Regions from separate parts of the Homo sapiens genome. Here region 2 is linked to region 1. Evidence: chromatin loops called from intact Hi-C (ENCODE). Cell type or tissue: endothelial cell of umbilical vein. All regions are shown on one strand. Each heading gives the region's core, and the rest is flanking DNA. Links, peaks and the distances in the headings are about the cores only.

Region 1 (7,822 bases), core at 1,538-5,537:
ATTAAGGAGGAGTATGTAGTATGCAGTCTCTGAGATGGGGGAAGGGGATGACATAGGAGCTCAGTAGGAATGGTTTCACAAGATAAGGTCACAAAGACCTTGCTCATAAATCAGGATGCAGTAAAGAAGCCAGCCAAACTCTGCTAAAATCAAGATGGCAATGGATGTGACCCCCTGGTCATTTTCACTGCTCATTACATGCTATTTATAATACATTACCTTGCTAACAGACACTCCCATCAGCTCCATGCCCTTTCACAAATGCGATGCCATGGCAATGTCTGGAAGTTACCCTACGTGGTCTGAGAGGGGGAGGAACCCTCAGTTCTGGGAATTCCCTGCCTCTTTCCTGAAAAACTCGTGAATAATCAACCCCTTGTTTAGTATAAGATCAAGAATAACCATAAAAACAGGCAAACAGTAGTCCTCAGGGTTGCCTTACCTAAGGAATAGCCACCCTTTTATTTATTCACTTTCTTAATATACTTGATTTCGCGTTACTCTGTCAGCTTGCTCTGGAATTCCTTCCTTTGTAAAGTCAAGAACTTACGAGGTCTCCTAGGCTGAATCCCAACTTTGGGGCTCACCCTATGACAGCTCCACCCCTGTGGCAGTTCTCTGCTTGGGCCCAAGGCTGTCTGAGACATCTTTTGAAATCTCAGGGGAGGTAATCATGCCTCCTCAGCTCTTGCGCTCTATGCATCTGCAGAATTAGCACCCTGTGGATGCCACCAAGGCTCACTGCTTGCACCCTTTGGAGTGGTGACTCCTGCTGCACCTGGGCCCACTGAGCTATATAGCTTGGGTGGTGAAGGAGTGCTGTGCAGAATGCAGAGAGCAGAGACCCTCAGTGTCCCTGGGAAGTGAGCTCCAAGATCACACGGAGGGCCTGGGTCTCTTTCCAAAAAATGTTCTGCCATAAGGCCATACCACTGTGGGCCGGGAATGGGTATAGCAGCTCATAAAGTTTCTGAAGTACCTTCAGGGTCATTCTCCCATTTTCTTGAATGAAGAGCACCTGGCTTCCTTCTCTACATACTAAAATGACCAGAGGTCACTTTCATTGCCATCTTGGTTTTGGCAGACTTTGGCTGGCTTCGTTATGGCAATCCTGATTTATCAGCAGGGGCTTTGTGACCTGTATCTTGTGAAACCAGTCCTGCTGAACTGTTTCTTATCAAATGGTTGCCTGGCCACGCCCTTGGTTTTCTCTCCTAAACACATTTTTTTATCCTTTACATGGTCAACCTGAGAATTTTCCAATTCTTTACGTTCTGCTTCCCTTTTAATCATAAATTCCACTTTTAAATTATTTTGCTCTTCTTGCATTGTACTATAAACAAGTAAAAGAAGTGACACGTATCTCAAATACTTTGCTGCTTAAAGATTTCTTCATCAAATATCCTACTTCATCATTCTTAATTCTGTCTTCCACAAAGTCCTGGGAACATAGACATAATTCAGTCAAGTTATTTGCCACTTTGTAACAGAGTTGGACTCTCCTCCAGTTTCCAATATCTCATTCCTCATTTCTATCTAAGTCCTCATCACAATGACCATGGCCTTTACTGTCAATATTTCTACCAGTATTCTGGTCACAATCACTTAAGTAATCTCTTAAGAAGGATGAAGTTTTCCCTACCGCTCTTCTCTTCTTCTGAGCCTTCACCAGAATTGCCCTTAATGCTCCATTCATGTAAATATAGGCTTTTTCTAGCATTCACTTCAAAAATGTTCCAGCCTCTACTCATTACCCGGTTCCAAAGTTGCTTACACATATTTTAGGTATTTATTACAGTGACGCCCCATTCCTCTGGTGCTAATTTCTTTTCTAATCTGTTTTGTGTTACTATAACAAAATACCTGAGACCGGGTAATCTATAAAAACCAGAAATTTATTTCTCACAGTTCTGGAAGCTGGGACGTCCAAGATCAAGGCAGCAGCAAGTTCAGCTATCTGGTGAGGGCTGCTGTCTGCTTCCAAGATGGTATCTTGATGCTGTATTCTCTACAGGGGAGAAACGCTGTTTCCTCACATGATGGAAGAATGGAAAAGTGAAGAAAAGGAATAAAAGTATTCTTGTTAATCCCTTTTAAAATGGCATTAATCTATTCATGAGGATGAAGCTCTCAAGACTTAAGCACCTCCCAAAAGACTCCAAGTCCCAACACGGTTGTACTGGGAATTAAGTTTCCAACACATGAATTTTAGGGGTGACATTCAGACCATAGCACCATATATACACATTATTCTTACAGAAATGAGAGTAAAGTATAATATTAGACTTATACCTATGCTTCTTCAAAATCCATCTTTTCTGACCTCCATCTCAAGTTGAGACAGCAAGCCCCTATTAGTTACTAATTAGAGATGTGTTACATATCACAAGAGTGCAGGGGAAGAAAATGTTTGAGAGCCACTGGTTAATATCATTAGATGTTTTATTAATCATGAGGGGCCTGAATGAAATTCCGGCCCAGAAGTTCTGCCTAGCTGATGACAAAGGCAGTAGAATTCTTAGAAGCATCATTACTTGAACAAGTCAGTATTTTTTAATGTCCAGAATTACTAAGCAGTATGAGTGAATCAGAAAAAGCAAATCAAAATTTGTCTTCTTTGAGTTTCCATCATAGTGAGAAAATTCTAATAAATCTTGGAGAACAAATAAATTTTAAAATAAAGAAATATACTTCAAGGTTGAGATGAAAATAATTTAAGGCAAGTATCTATTGCCCAATTATCTGTATTATTTGTTATTAAATATAAATTCTACTTTTCCATAAAATATTTAAGGTGGATTTTAAAACATGTATGTCACTATAAACACATATGTTTAATGTATATTCTTATTTGTAGCAGCATTACAAATAAAAAGTGAAGTCAGAAATGGCAAAGGGAAAGCAGTTGTTCTGCTCACCAGGGATAAGGTGGTTTGTAGAAGTACACATTATATTGGTTTTGGGAGTCCTTGGTTTTCAAGGAATGAGTACTCGAATAGGCTGCATTGGTCCTTGTTGATATTATTTACTTTATCACTTTGGAGTAGATTTTATTGTCCAAACTCAGGTTAACATTCTGCTGTGGAACCAAAATAGTTGATTTCTAAAAATGAATGATGATAGGTTTATAGGATTTCAGCAATTTACTCCTGTACAATCATTTCTTATGGCCTCTCACTTTCCCTTACAAGCTATGTGATTGCAGTATCCCACACACTCTGGTTTGGTGAAAAGTAAGAAGTGCTGACTGCTGTGTTTTTTTCCCCATATTATCTAAATCTACATAGAATCAGTCTTATTCTCCCTCCCTCCCTTCCTCTCTTTTTCTCTCTGTTTCTCTTTCTCAAACACACACATACACAAATTCTCTCTCTCTCTCTCTTAAGTTTCCTGGCTAAAACAAAGGGTGACTTCAGTAGTCATCAAGATCCTTCCTGTCTTTGCTATATTTGGCTTCTTCCTATTTTATTCCCCCTGGCTCCTCAGGTCCTTCTGACTCCCTGACTTGCCTATTTCCTTGAACTCTGAACATCCTGTCCTATTATCGCTTTGTGTAGTAGTCACACTGTTGTCTTTGACAATGAAAGGTCTTTGGTGTCTTTGAGGATTCTAATTTTCTTTCTTTTTTCTTCTTTCTTTCTTTTTTCTTTTTTGCAAAGAAAAAAACTATGCAAAGATTTATTTTTTCTTTCAATAATTAGAATTTAATTCATTAAAGTTATAAGTTCAAAAACCTAGATCTTCCTTAAGAGTAAGTCTAAATTTTAGCTTGCAAGTCTTACCATTGGAATTTATAAGTCCAGCAACTTTTTAACCATCACATTTATTAAGTACTATTGGAATAATATTTGGTGCCATTTCACATTTAATTAGCAAAAACCTTCACAGATATTTAGATAAATTTATAAATTAAATATATTCAATATAATTCTTAAGCATTTCCATTGTCCAAAAAGGAAGTCGTGTTCAAAATGAAAAGATGCTCATTTCCCATAGTAAATAATTCCAATCGATATGACAAATGTAAAAATACTTTTTATTTCCCTGCAATTTACATAAAATAGTATAACCTTAACTGAACTCTGCCCTCTGACACCTCATCCCAAGAGACTGTGGTTTTCTTCTTCCGTTCTAGTTGGCTGTCATGCTGTTGAATATTTTCCTGAGGGGAAAAAAACCATATAAATGTGATATTATCCCATGCATTTCTTTCATCAGTTTCTGCCTGTTTTTATTCTCTCTTCATTGCTTTCAAATAGTTGTCTTTTAATAACATGTCCAAGTTTTTCATTGTTTTCTGTGGGAGGGTTAGTCTGATACCAACTACTTTGTCTTTACCTGAACTGGGCCTCTTGAACCAGAGGCTCTTGATTTTTCACCTGTTCAATGATTATAAGGTGAAGGCTGGGAAAATAAAGATGTCCCAGATAAATACCCAACAACAAATTATATCTTACTTTATAAGCAAGGCTGGAAACATTAAATGTAACATTCATACTTGTTGTGTGTCATACCAGTAATGTAAGATGTTTGAAATTCTGTTTTGTTACCTGCAAAGCTATTAGTCTACTAGTAAGACAATCTTGGCACCAAGAGAGAAGCTGCTTTTTTTTTGACTGTGTGAGCAGCAGTTCTCTTGAGTTGGCTGTGGCACACAGTTGGATTTTTGAAACTGTGATCCAGAATAAATGTGATTCATTCTTCCTCAAGTTGCCTAGATACCTGACAAATAGCAAAGTATTATCCTTTTAGTCTTCAAAAAATAATGGCTATGTCTTTAGTGTGTTGAGACACTTAAGCAGACATTAGTAACTATGAATTTTATTGGTTTAAAATTACAGTAAAATTTGTTACTACTCAATTTGAAACTTATATTTTTAAAAAGTGTTTCTTTAAAAGTTATGAAGTAAAAGTATCAAGAGACTAGTACAGAGAAGGATTATGGAGGAGATCATTTTCATTGAAACTCAATACATAAAGTGCATCTGAGAATAAGGGGAAAAAGGTGGGAAGACGGGATAGTAAGCCCTTTTGTGACCCAACCTAAGCCAATTTTGCTGGCCAACAATATTAGCAGCTCAAGTGAATAGATACAGGTGGGTTCTCCATGTCCACTTTTCACCTTCATGCTACCAGTTGATATTTTCTTATAAAAGCAAGTCTTTGACCCAGATTCTGCCTAATGTACATCTACTAGCAGATAGGGGAAAATACAGTCATATCATCTTGCTAACTCTGTCCATCTCTGTTCTCTGCTCCTCTGACAAGCATATCATGTGAAAGATTCACCCTGAGCTCAATGCAACAATACTTTGATGGCAGGGTCAGCCAACACTTAGCTGGGCCAATGGACAGAGTAGTCCTTGAAGTGGAGTGATCCAAGGCTTTTGGACTCTGAATCTCAAATGATTTATAATTTGATTTTGTTGAATTTTTCTGCCTTCTTTGTTTATGCTCACATCCTTTTTTTCTAGCCAATCATATGTCTCAGAAACTATTCACTTCAATAATGAAAACCTATTGATAAGCTTTCTTACATGAAAAAATCTTCTTGTAAAGATTTTGATAAAATGTTTGAAGTGCTTAAGCGTATTTCTTGAGTGTGGATTCCTCTTTAATCTATTTCAAATGCCTCTGTCATGAGGATTCAAGTCAAACTATACACGTTGTATTAATCCATTTTCTGTTGCATAACGAAATACTACAGACTGGGTAATGACAGAACTTTATTTCGCTCATGGTTCTGGATGCTAGGAAGTTCAGTAGCAAGGGGCTGGCGTCTGGTGAGTATCTTCAGCTGCGTCATCCCATGGTGGAAGGGCAGAGGGCAAAGGACAGGAGAGTGCATGGAAAAGAGAAAGGCACCAGAGGCCAGACTTGCTATATAACAACCCACTTCTGTGATAACTAACATACTTCCTCAATATTGACATTAATCCTTTCCTGAGGACTTTGCCCTCATGACTCAGTCACCTCTTATTAAGCCCTATCTCCTAACACTGTTTCATTGGGGATCAAGTTTCACTGGGGGACATATACAAACCACAGCACTTGCATACTTTACACTGCTTATGATGTTTTTTGTTTTTTTTTTTCCTTTGAGATGGCGTCTTGCTTTGTCACCCAGGCTGGAGTGCAGTGGTGTGATCTCGGCTCACTGAAACCTCCACCTCCCGGGTTCAAGCGATTCTCATGCTTTAGCCTCCCAAGTAGCTGGGATTACAGGGCCTGCCACCACACCCAACTAATTTTTGTATTTTTAGTAGAGATGGGGTTTCACTGGGTGTGGTGGCTCATGCCTGTAACCCCACCACTTTAGGAGGCCAAGGCGGGCGGATCGCCTGAGGGGAGGAGTTTGAGACCAGCCTGGCCAACATGGTGAAGCCCTGTCTCTACAACAGTTTTAAAAAGCAATTTATTATAGAGATAATACCCTCAAGCACAATCAGATTTGTCTAGAATTTCTTAGCCCAAATGAGTAGATTTGAATTACCACTCGTGCACTGAGGGTGGACATTGCAAATGAATAATTAACTGCTTCTCTGAGTGGAGGAGGAAAAAATATCAATTCTTCTGAGTTCTCAACTGAGGCCTCTGTAACAAAAGATTGATTAACAAGAGAAAAGTGTACACATTTATTTCATATAAGTTTTACATGATGCAGGAGCCTTCATAAGAAAGTGAGGACCCAAAGAAGTGGTTAAACCTGAGTGTTACTACGAGAGGTTTGATGAAGAGTGGAGAGTTGTGAAGAAATATGACAGGACAAAGGGGAAGTGAATGAGGTAAATTATAAAGTGGTGGGAACTTGAAGGCCTCTTTGTTTACATTCCTCCATGTGTCCCTTTGTCTTTGGCAGTAAGGATGCTCCTTGCTCCTTTTCTCCAGGTACAGGAAGGGTGCCTCTCACATGAGTGTGTTATGACATGTTTCTGGGAAAGGTCAGAAAGTCCTTCCTGCACATGACATTTCTGAAATTCCTTTAACTTAAAATATTCAACATGCTAAGGTGCAATATTTTGAGGTAGCATGTCCTGAATGCTGCCTTCTGCTAGGATTAAATATAGATTCATGATCTTTAACAGCAAATGCAGCTACTACCAATCAGAATCTTCAGTTAAGATACAACATGTTATCCTTTCCTTAGTCCTTCCTCAGTTTAATATCAAACATTAGTTTTATTTAAACATCTAGGTAATAAGCAACATTCTCCATTTTACATCTATGACAGCAGATTCAGGGAATACACATTTGACTTTGCAGTCATTAAGAATTTGTGGGGTTTTGTTTTTTGATTTTTGTTTTTCCTAATGAAGATGAATAAAGTGGGAGGAAGTTCAGTCCTGAGTATTACAGCTTTAAAAGATGTCAACATTTCAGATGATTGCTTAGAAGCTGTAGCAGCAAGGAGACCACCTATGAGGAAAATAGAGATAATTACAAACAACAATCACAGCTGTTAACAGCAGCACTCATAACACATCCTCAGCATGAAAAAATTGTAACTAATGCGTCAGTTGTTTAGTCATACTCAGTCACTGTGCTGGATCGAGCCTAGACAATGTGTAGACAAAGCCAACACTGAAAGCATAAGAGGTCAGAATTATAGTCCATAATTTACATTGCATGAGAAGTTTTTAATCATTTCAGAATCAAGGCCCAGAGGCTTAATTTATTTTGCATAAGAAATATATTATCCAAAGGTTACATATCAATCAACTCTGCAACGTTTCTTACCATACTTTAACATAGATGGCACTTGAATCATTATGCTTATGTTTCTCAACTTTCATAAAGAACCACCCTTCACTGCAGAATATTG
Region 2 (7,822 bases), core at 1,222-5,221, 140 kb after region 1:
AATAATAAGCAAGAGGGTGGTCTTGGGTCTGTATTTGGAAAACCAACAAAACATCCACTAGCTATTTGAAAGCTAAAATATTCATAAAATTGGGGCTTTAGATCACTGTATTTTAATATTTGTATGTACAAGTGGTAAGCATGTATGATATGGAAGAAAAATACTCACTGGTATTTAAGGTGCTACCTAAAATACTGATCTAAGCAGTTTTACTGATGCTGTATACATACTAATAAAACAGTCTCCTTTTTATAATTGGGAGTTGCATAATCGAATGGGAAGAAATACTTAATCATATAGTTATATTGTTGTAATAGTGTATTGACTTCTTAATGTGGGATATAATACTTTTTTATGTTTAGAAACGTAAAGAAACACAACTCTTTGATCTCTATATATTCTGATACTGAGGCTATCTATACATAATAATACACACTTTAGGAACAAATAAGGCATTCCATTGGCAGTAATTACTGTATATTGAGAACTTGCCCCTTCTGACTGAACAGGCAGTTTCTATTTGAAAGGCCCTGGTTACCAAATAGTGAGTCAAATTGTGTTATTTTTATCCACTCAAGTTCTATGCTAAGAAATATTACAGAGTAAGTATTCAACAGTGAAGAATATAAAGACTTCTACATTGATGTGTACTTTACCTAAAAAGAAACTATTTATCTGACTCTTGCAAGATTTGAGCTTTTCAAGAGTTAGATTTCGTGTGCTATTTCTGTAGTTAACTGAATTGAAAGGGGCAGCGTTCTTAGTTAAAAGCTAAGGTAAAATTATGAACTAATTTTTGGTTTAAACATGAGAGATTTATCATATGAGCACATGTAAAATTGATGGAAAATGGCAACTTTAGAAATCAGTTAAAGCTTCTCAAATAAATCATTTCTTTCTGTTTTAAATTATGATTCATATATACATCAATTTCTTTGTTAAGTTGTAAGTTCTAATGGGCAAGAATAATATCTGCACATTTTTGCATATAGCATATTTGCTAAAATATATTTATAAAAGGAATTGTTGAATTATTATAAATGTGATAAAAACTGGAATAGCATGATTAAGTAGCCACACTGTTCAGTAAAGAGAAAAATCAAAACCATTGGCAACATGTGAAAAAGATGCCAACAGAAATGTTGAAATGTTCATTTGGACTTTCTAGGGGTACATTATTATATGAAATCCATTAAGTCAAAGCTTTGCTCATTTCCTCAAAAAGTGTATATTCTTTAGAATTTGCAGAAAAAAAAACCCATGCTAGGAACCCCACACTAGGTATCTCAGTAAATCGAATCCTCTGGACCACACATAATCTACATGTCAAGCCTGTTTTCCCACTGTTATACATCTGCAATTTATATCTCCTGAATATGTTTGAAAGCCCATAGAATACATAATTTCAAATTGTGTCTGTAATAGCTACTTAATTTCTAGGGTTCATGCACAAAGTTAGGCTCCAAAGTAGTAGGTTAGTTGCTCATGTGCTGGTGTTGGAATCTTGCTAATTTTCAAGGAAAGCTGATCTGTGCTAAGGCAAAAGTGGAGGGCAGAGTCCAGGCCTGTGCAGGCGTTAGGACAGAGGTCTCTTTCTAGCAGGCCCAGGGACACATTATTTCACCCTGTGGAGCAAGAAAAGATAAAGCCTGAAGGCCAGATTTCTGGAAATGCTATATGAAATTTGAAAACAGACTTCCTATGAAATGTAACTTTTTCTCATTAAACTAATGACGGGAGAACAGCTGTTGACGTTAGTTCAGTGAGCTTTGGGGTTTTCTCTTATTACATTTTTCATAATATACAAGTGTTAGTGTTAGGATAAAATCTTGGGCTTGCACTTAGGTGACCTGAATTCAATTCCCTTTGCAGCACTAATAGGCTGTGTGGCTTTCATCAAGCCTTTCCTCTGTCATGCTTCATTGCCACTTATGAAATAGGGACAGTAATACGGTGTCTTTTAGAGATTTTCTAATTTTTGTTTTAGCTATTCTGTTAAAAGGGAAACAGGTCTGCCACTTTTATTAGATGATTTCTTGTCCTTTTCTGACGCTCTATCTCTAGACACTTGTGTGTTAGTTTGCACATGTGCACACACATTTTTTGTGGCTTAATGGAAAATATTTGGGGCTAACCTTCCATGCAAAGGTGCCCCAGTCTTTAAGATCATCTAAAATGTCCTTGTGTAAATCTTTATGTAACATTTTTTCAGTCACAGTGAGTTTATTTGATTTTGCAGTTCATATTCCCTACTCTGTATTTATAGGTATACACTGCCCACACCCTTTGGTCAAATCTCAGTTTGCAGATTATTTTTGCTCACATCAGAGGGTCCATTAGTATGCTTTGGCTCATAAAAGTCTGCATTTAGTTTGTAGGAAATGTTTAGGGAATGTGACCTTTAAAACTAAATTTACCCTGGGAGAAAGGTAGTGTGTCAGTAAATCTGTGGCTACACAATAATTTTCATTTTATGAAAAAATTAGACTAATGCAAGTGACTTAATGATTTTAAATTATGTAAATTTATGATTAATTGTATACATTCTATTTCACAGTATGTGAAATAAACTGAGTATTCTATTATTTTTAATTTATTTTATTTTTTAAACCCAATTGCATTCAAAATGGTATGGTGAATTGAAGCAATTCCTCAAAATCTATATTTTTACAGAGGGTAAAAATGGAGGATCTTTAACTGCCTGGTTATTACATTTAAAGTCAAGTCTTCTGACTAGCTTGCACTGTTTCTATTTAAAAAAAACCTCAGTGAATTCTATTGTTCTAAACACTTGGTATCTTCCTGTTGTGATTAAACTGACCTAGTTCCATTTACTGGGGATTCAACAAAGCTTAATGTAGTGTTGAAGTGGTGAATTTATCAAACATCAATTGCAAATTTAAAAAATAAGGTTAAAATAGGACCTAAACTACCACACACCAAAAAGTAAAATATTATCAAAGGCTGTGATGCGGGCAGTGGGCTGATGCTTATGGAACTTTTTGGTCTTACTACATTTCCCAGTATCCTGAAGCAGCTGGCTTAGTAGAATAGTGAAATGGCCTTTTGAACACAGTTACAGTGCCAGCTAGATGCCAATACTTGCAGGGATGGAGAAAGGTTTTTCAGGAAGCTGTATAGGCTCTGAGTTGACATTCAGTGAATGGTGCTGTTTCCTTCATGGCCAGGATTCATATGTCTAGAAATCAAGGGGTGGAAATGGGAGTGGTACCACTCACTATTACCCCTAGTGATTCACTAGCAAAATTTTTGCTTTGAGTTCCTGTAACCTTATGCTATGCTGACTAGAGTTCTTAATTCAAAGGGAGGAATGCTTCCATCAGGAGATGCAATGATTTCATTGAACTGGAAGTTAAGCCTGCCACCCAGCCACTTTGGGCTCCTTTTGTTTCTGAATCAGCAGGCAAAAAAGGAAGTTACTTTGCTGGCTGGAGTTATCGATTCTAACTATCCAGGGAAAATAGGACTGCAACTCCACAATAGAGATAAGAAAGACTATGTCTGGAATACAGGAAATCCTTGCCATTTGATTAAAGTCAGTGGAAATTTACAACAACTCAATTCAGGCAGGACTACTAATGGACCAGATCCTTCAGAAGTCGACAGAAGTCGACATTTGGATCACCGCAACAGGAAAAGAACCATGACCAGCTACCAGCTAAAGGCAAAGGAAATACAGGATAGAGAGTGAAAGGAAGTAGTTGTAAATCCATCTATGACCACATGACCAGTAACAGAAATGAGGTCTCTGTCAAGTGTTACTTCCTTATTTTGTTATGAATATGTATGTGTATGTGTATAGAAGATATCTTTGTTTTCTTCTCTTTCTTATCTCCTTATTATGTAACAAAAGATATATTGACTTTATATCATAGTGTTTAAGTACCATTAACTTTATATCATAAAATGTAAGTTATAGAATATCAAAGAGAAGAGTAAACATCACCATGGACTTTGCAACCCTTCTGGGGAAAGGGTTGGTGCATTTTCTGTCACACACAGGTTAGTTGTATCATGTTATGTAAAAGTATGACCTTGTCATTTTTATTTGGAGATTAACATGGTTTAAGAAAATGTACATGGGTGCCAAGCTGAAAAGGGATGGGTTTGTGATAGATTAATTTTTTTGTGCCAACTTGGTTAGGCCATGGTACCCAGATATTTGGTCAAACATTATTCTAGATGTTTTTGTGAAGGTATTTTTTTGAGGAGATTCACATTTAAATCAGTAGACAGATAAAGCAGATCACCCACAGTGGGTTAGCTGCATTCAACCAGTCAAAGCCTTTAATATAAAAGACTGACTTCTTTGGAAGAAGAGGGAATGTCACTAGCAGACTGTCTTTGGACTTGAACTGCAACATCAATTCTTTCCTGGGTCTCCAGCCTGCTGGCCTACCCTGCAGATTTTGGACTTACTGTCTCCACAATTGTGTAAGCAAATTCGTTAAACCAAATTTATTTTTCTCTTACTTGTTCTCTTTCCCTCTCTGTCTATATATATGCATGTATACACACATATCCTATTAGTTCTGTCTCTCTGGAGAGCCCTATCTAACACAGATGAGTTTCCGAAACAATGGAAAAACCATTAATAGTGATAAGCCGTCATAAGTAACATAATGGGATTCCACTAAGATGTAAGCTCAATGATGGGAAAGTATCTGTCTCTTGATTACTGCTCTCTACAGCACATAAAATATTCCCCAGCAAAGAAAAGGCAGTCAAAAAATACTTGTTGAAGTTATGAATGAGAAGCCTGTGGAGAAGAGTCATCACTTGGTAAATGAAAAGTTATGCACAAAGCTTATGAAGGGAATAGTCAAATCTGTTAAATACTTAAAAGGTAGATGTGATGATTATTTGGTCATTGATGGAGTGGATTTACTGAGAAATACAGAAATAATTACTAACAACCTTTAAAAAGTTTGGTAATGAAAGTTCTCACTTGCTGTGCTTTATTCAATTTACTCATCTATAGGTGAGTAAATAGGTGATCATAGTAAAATGGTTGTGATTTTACAACACTAGGTTTGGGGTGCATTGTTACTCAATAGTAACTGGAAATCAAAAGGCAGTTGCTAAAATGTCCAATGGGGGAATAAGCATGTTTCACATGCTATTGCATGTTATCCTCACAGCAAACTTAAAATGAATGTGATATTATTATTATTCCCATTTATCATAGAATATAATTGAGGCACAGATATGAAGATATGATAAAGATTCTCTTCCCAGTGTCACAGAATTAATAAAGGTAGACAGTATTGAAATGCACTTTTGTTTTTCACTTTACAATAGAAAAAAATGTAGAGAAAAGAGAAGATAGAGAGACAAGGAAGAACCCAGGTGGGGATAGTGTCTGTGGGTTTCCCAGAGAGGCTGGTTTCCAAGAATATTACTGCTTCTGAGAGTGAAGGAAAGCAAAACTGTAATGGTGGGGATCAAGTGGAGCTGGTGAACATGGCTGGGAGCCCTCATCAACTCAAGTCCCTCTACCCCGAGTAAGGGGCCCTTGATGTGTCTGAGGGATGAAGGAAACCCATCCTAGGTTAGATTTAGAAGACCACTGTGGGGCATGAGAAGGGAGCTGGCCAAAAAAAAAAAAAAGGCAAAAAGACTACTGAACAACACTGGACGAGGAGTCCATAAGGAATTGCAGATGAAGAATTTGTCACGGCAGCTTCTGCATAGCACTGTGACTTTCCTCTGAGGTGACATCAGTCCAGATACAGGCCTTGAAGAGGTAAGTTTTGGGACTGGTTTAAGGGTAGAGATTTGCAGGATCAGGGTGCTGGAAGCATGTAGTGAAATACAGGGAGAGGGCTATTTATTCAATCATACGATAAATATTTTTATCTCCTACATTCCAGGCTCTCAATAACTATTTGCTTGAGGAGTCAAGGGTGCTGATGAGGTAGTTTCCAAGTTTGCTGGGATGAATTCCTTTCCTCTAGAGAATGAAGGTCTGAATGGGAGCGACAAGCAGTTATATGAGTGTAAGGATGGGCGGGATCCTGACTTATAGGAGACTGTGGTTAGAGAGTGGGGTATAAAGTTTAAAATATCAATGATGCAATATATCTTGATGGTGACAAGGTCTTGAAAAGGGTATAGCTATCTTCAATGCAGTGAACGATGTGATAGACATGAGGAAGTCAAAGAACTGTAACAGCAGACATTATATTTGGCCAATCCTTCTGTTCCTTCAATTTGCTTGACACAAAGACTTTCAGGGTCGACTTTTAATCATGAGTAGCCTGCTTCCAGATGAAAAAAGTGAGGAAGGGGATTCTATAGTCATAGAAAGCAGCTTCATTAGAGGATCAAAATAGAAAAACCCTTTGAGCCAAACTGTCTCAATTATTGCCTTAAAAACAGTGGAAACAGAAAGCATTTATCACAAGAGAAGTTTTGCTCTATCCTAGGTAGAAGTCTCTCTCGATGGCAGCTTCTCAATATATTCACTAATAGTAGATTTTTGAATGAGATCAATCTGTGTTTACAATCACAAAATAATTCATTCAACTATGAATTTGAGCACATTGCTTATAAAATGTACACCCAGGCTTTGAATAGTTATGTGAAGTGTATAACACTTTTGGTATAACTGTGTTCTACATTCTTCTTTTCATGCACACATAGAGGTGAAAAGAACTCTTGATTTGTAGCCAAATAATATTAGCAGTGAACATGCATGTACATGCCTAATTTAGATCTTGGGAATCATCAGACAGCTGGACGAAGGTTATGCTTTTCCCTCTGTCCATTAAAGAATATGAATAAATGGTTTTATGGCTTCATAATTCAGAGTGCATTATATCAGTCAGCCTGAAAAATAAAAATGTTGGTAACAATTCGGCTACAGTTACTCTATAGAGGGAAGTCTCCCCAAGGCAACAATGTATGAAGCTCCTGCTACTAATTACCACCTGTGTTCAACATGCTCATCACGCAAGCCTGAGCCCGATGTGCCACTTTGAGCTCAGGAGGGCACTGTGATACTGAGCAAAGGGAAGCAGCAACTGAGTTCACAGTGACCAGAATAGAGCATGAGTTTATATCGTATCACAAAAGAGGATTGCCTGAAGTGGCTGTTCTGAGGCTGCTGCTGCTCAATGGAGCAATTTAGTAAAGTAGGCAGAATCCATGCTTTTGGCAATACTTACCTCTATGCTGGACATGCCAGCTTCTGGACCTTTCTGATGTATGGCCAACAACATGATCTTCCTCTTCTCTGTTTCTACCATCCCTGCTTTAATCATATCATCAGCACACATCCAGCCTGCTAGATATTCTTCTAACTGACCTCCTCCTTCTCTCCAGACACTCTAATCATTTTTTAAAAGTATGTATCTAAAAACACTGAACTTATTCTTTTGTAAAGCAGAGAATGCTAGCTGTTTCCTAATATCTATCTTCTCCTCCTTTGATGTAACAAACACTTAAGCTGAAGAATACATTTCCCTGCTTGCTTTGTAGCTAGGTGTGACCATGTGACTAAACTTTGTCCAAGGGGCTATGTAAAGAATTGGTGGGTGCAAGTTCTGGCTCATGGACTTGAAAACAAAAGCACTATTTCATCCTCTGCCCTGTTCTCCTTTAGTGCTGGCTAGAATGCCGATGTGATGGTGGGGGGCTGCATCAACCATCTGAGATACCTGCTTAAGGTGGCAGAGCAACAAGGTGGAAGGGGCCTGGGACTCCAGCAATGGGATGCTGCCCTAACAGCTCTGGATTACTTATCCTTGGATTGCTGTGAGGGAGAGGAATAAATTTTCACATTGTTTAAGACACTATT

The links. Hi-C counts contacts between places; a loop is a spot of excess contacts. Peaks named below come from ENCODE experiments on the same cell type or tissue, not always from the same donor. Only the 100,000 strongest peaks of a DNase experiment are listed, where the experiment ranks them.
Region 2: a loop joins it to region 1, with 4 times the contacts of the local background. A loop is called at or near these places in 1 of 110 quality-filtered maps.

What each region holds. Positions count from the first base shown.
Region 1 is chr5:83,773,393-83,781,214 of GRCh38, forward strand. No RefSeq gene overlaps it. Among named protein-coding and RNA genes, the nearest start is that of HAPLN1, 56 kb to the left of the region's middle. In endothelial cell of umbilical vein, for the core only: no CTCF peak of the experiment used is centred there; a DNase peak (open chromatin) is centred at 3,379; H3K27ac peaks cover 893 bases.
Region 2 is chr5:83,915,885-83,923,706 of GRCh38, forward strand. No RefSeq gene overlaps it. Among named protein-coding and RNA genes, the nearest start is that of HAPLN1, 200 kb to the left of the region's middle. In endothelial cell of umbilical vein, for the core only: no CTCF peak of the experiment used is centred there; a DNase peak (open chromatin) is centred at 3,497; H3K27ac peaks cover 1,438 bases.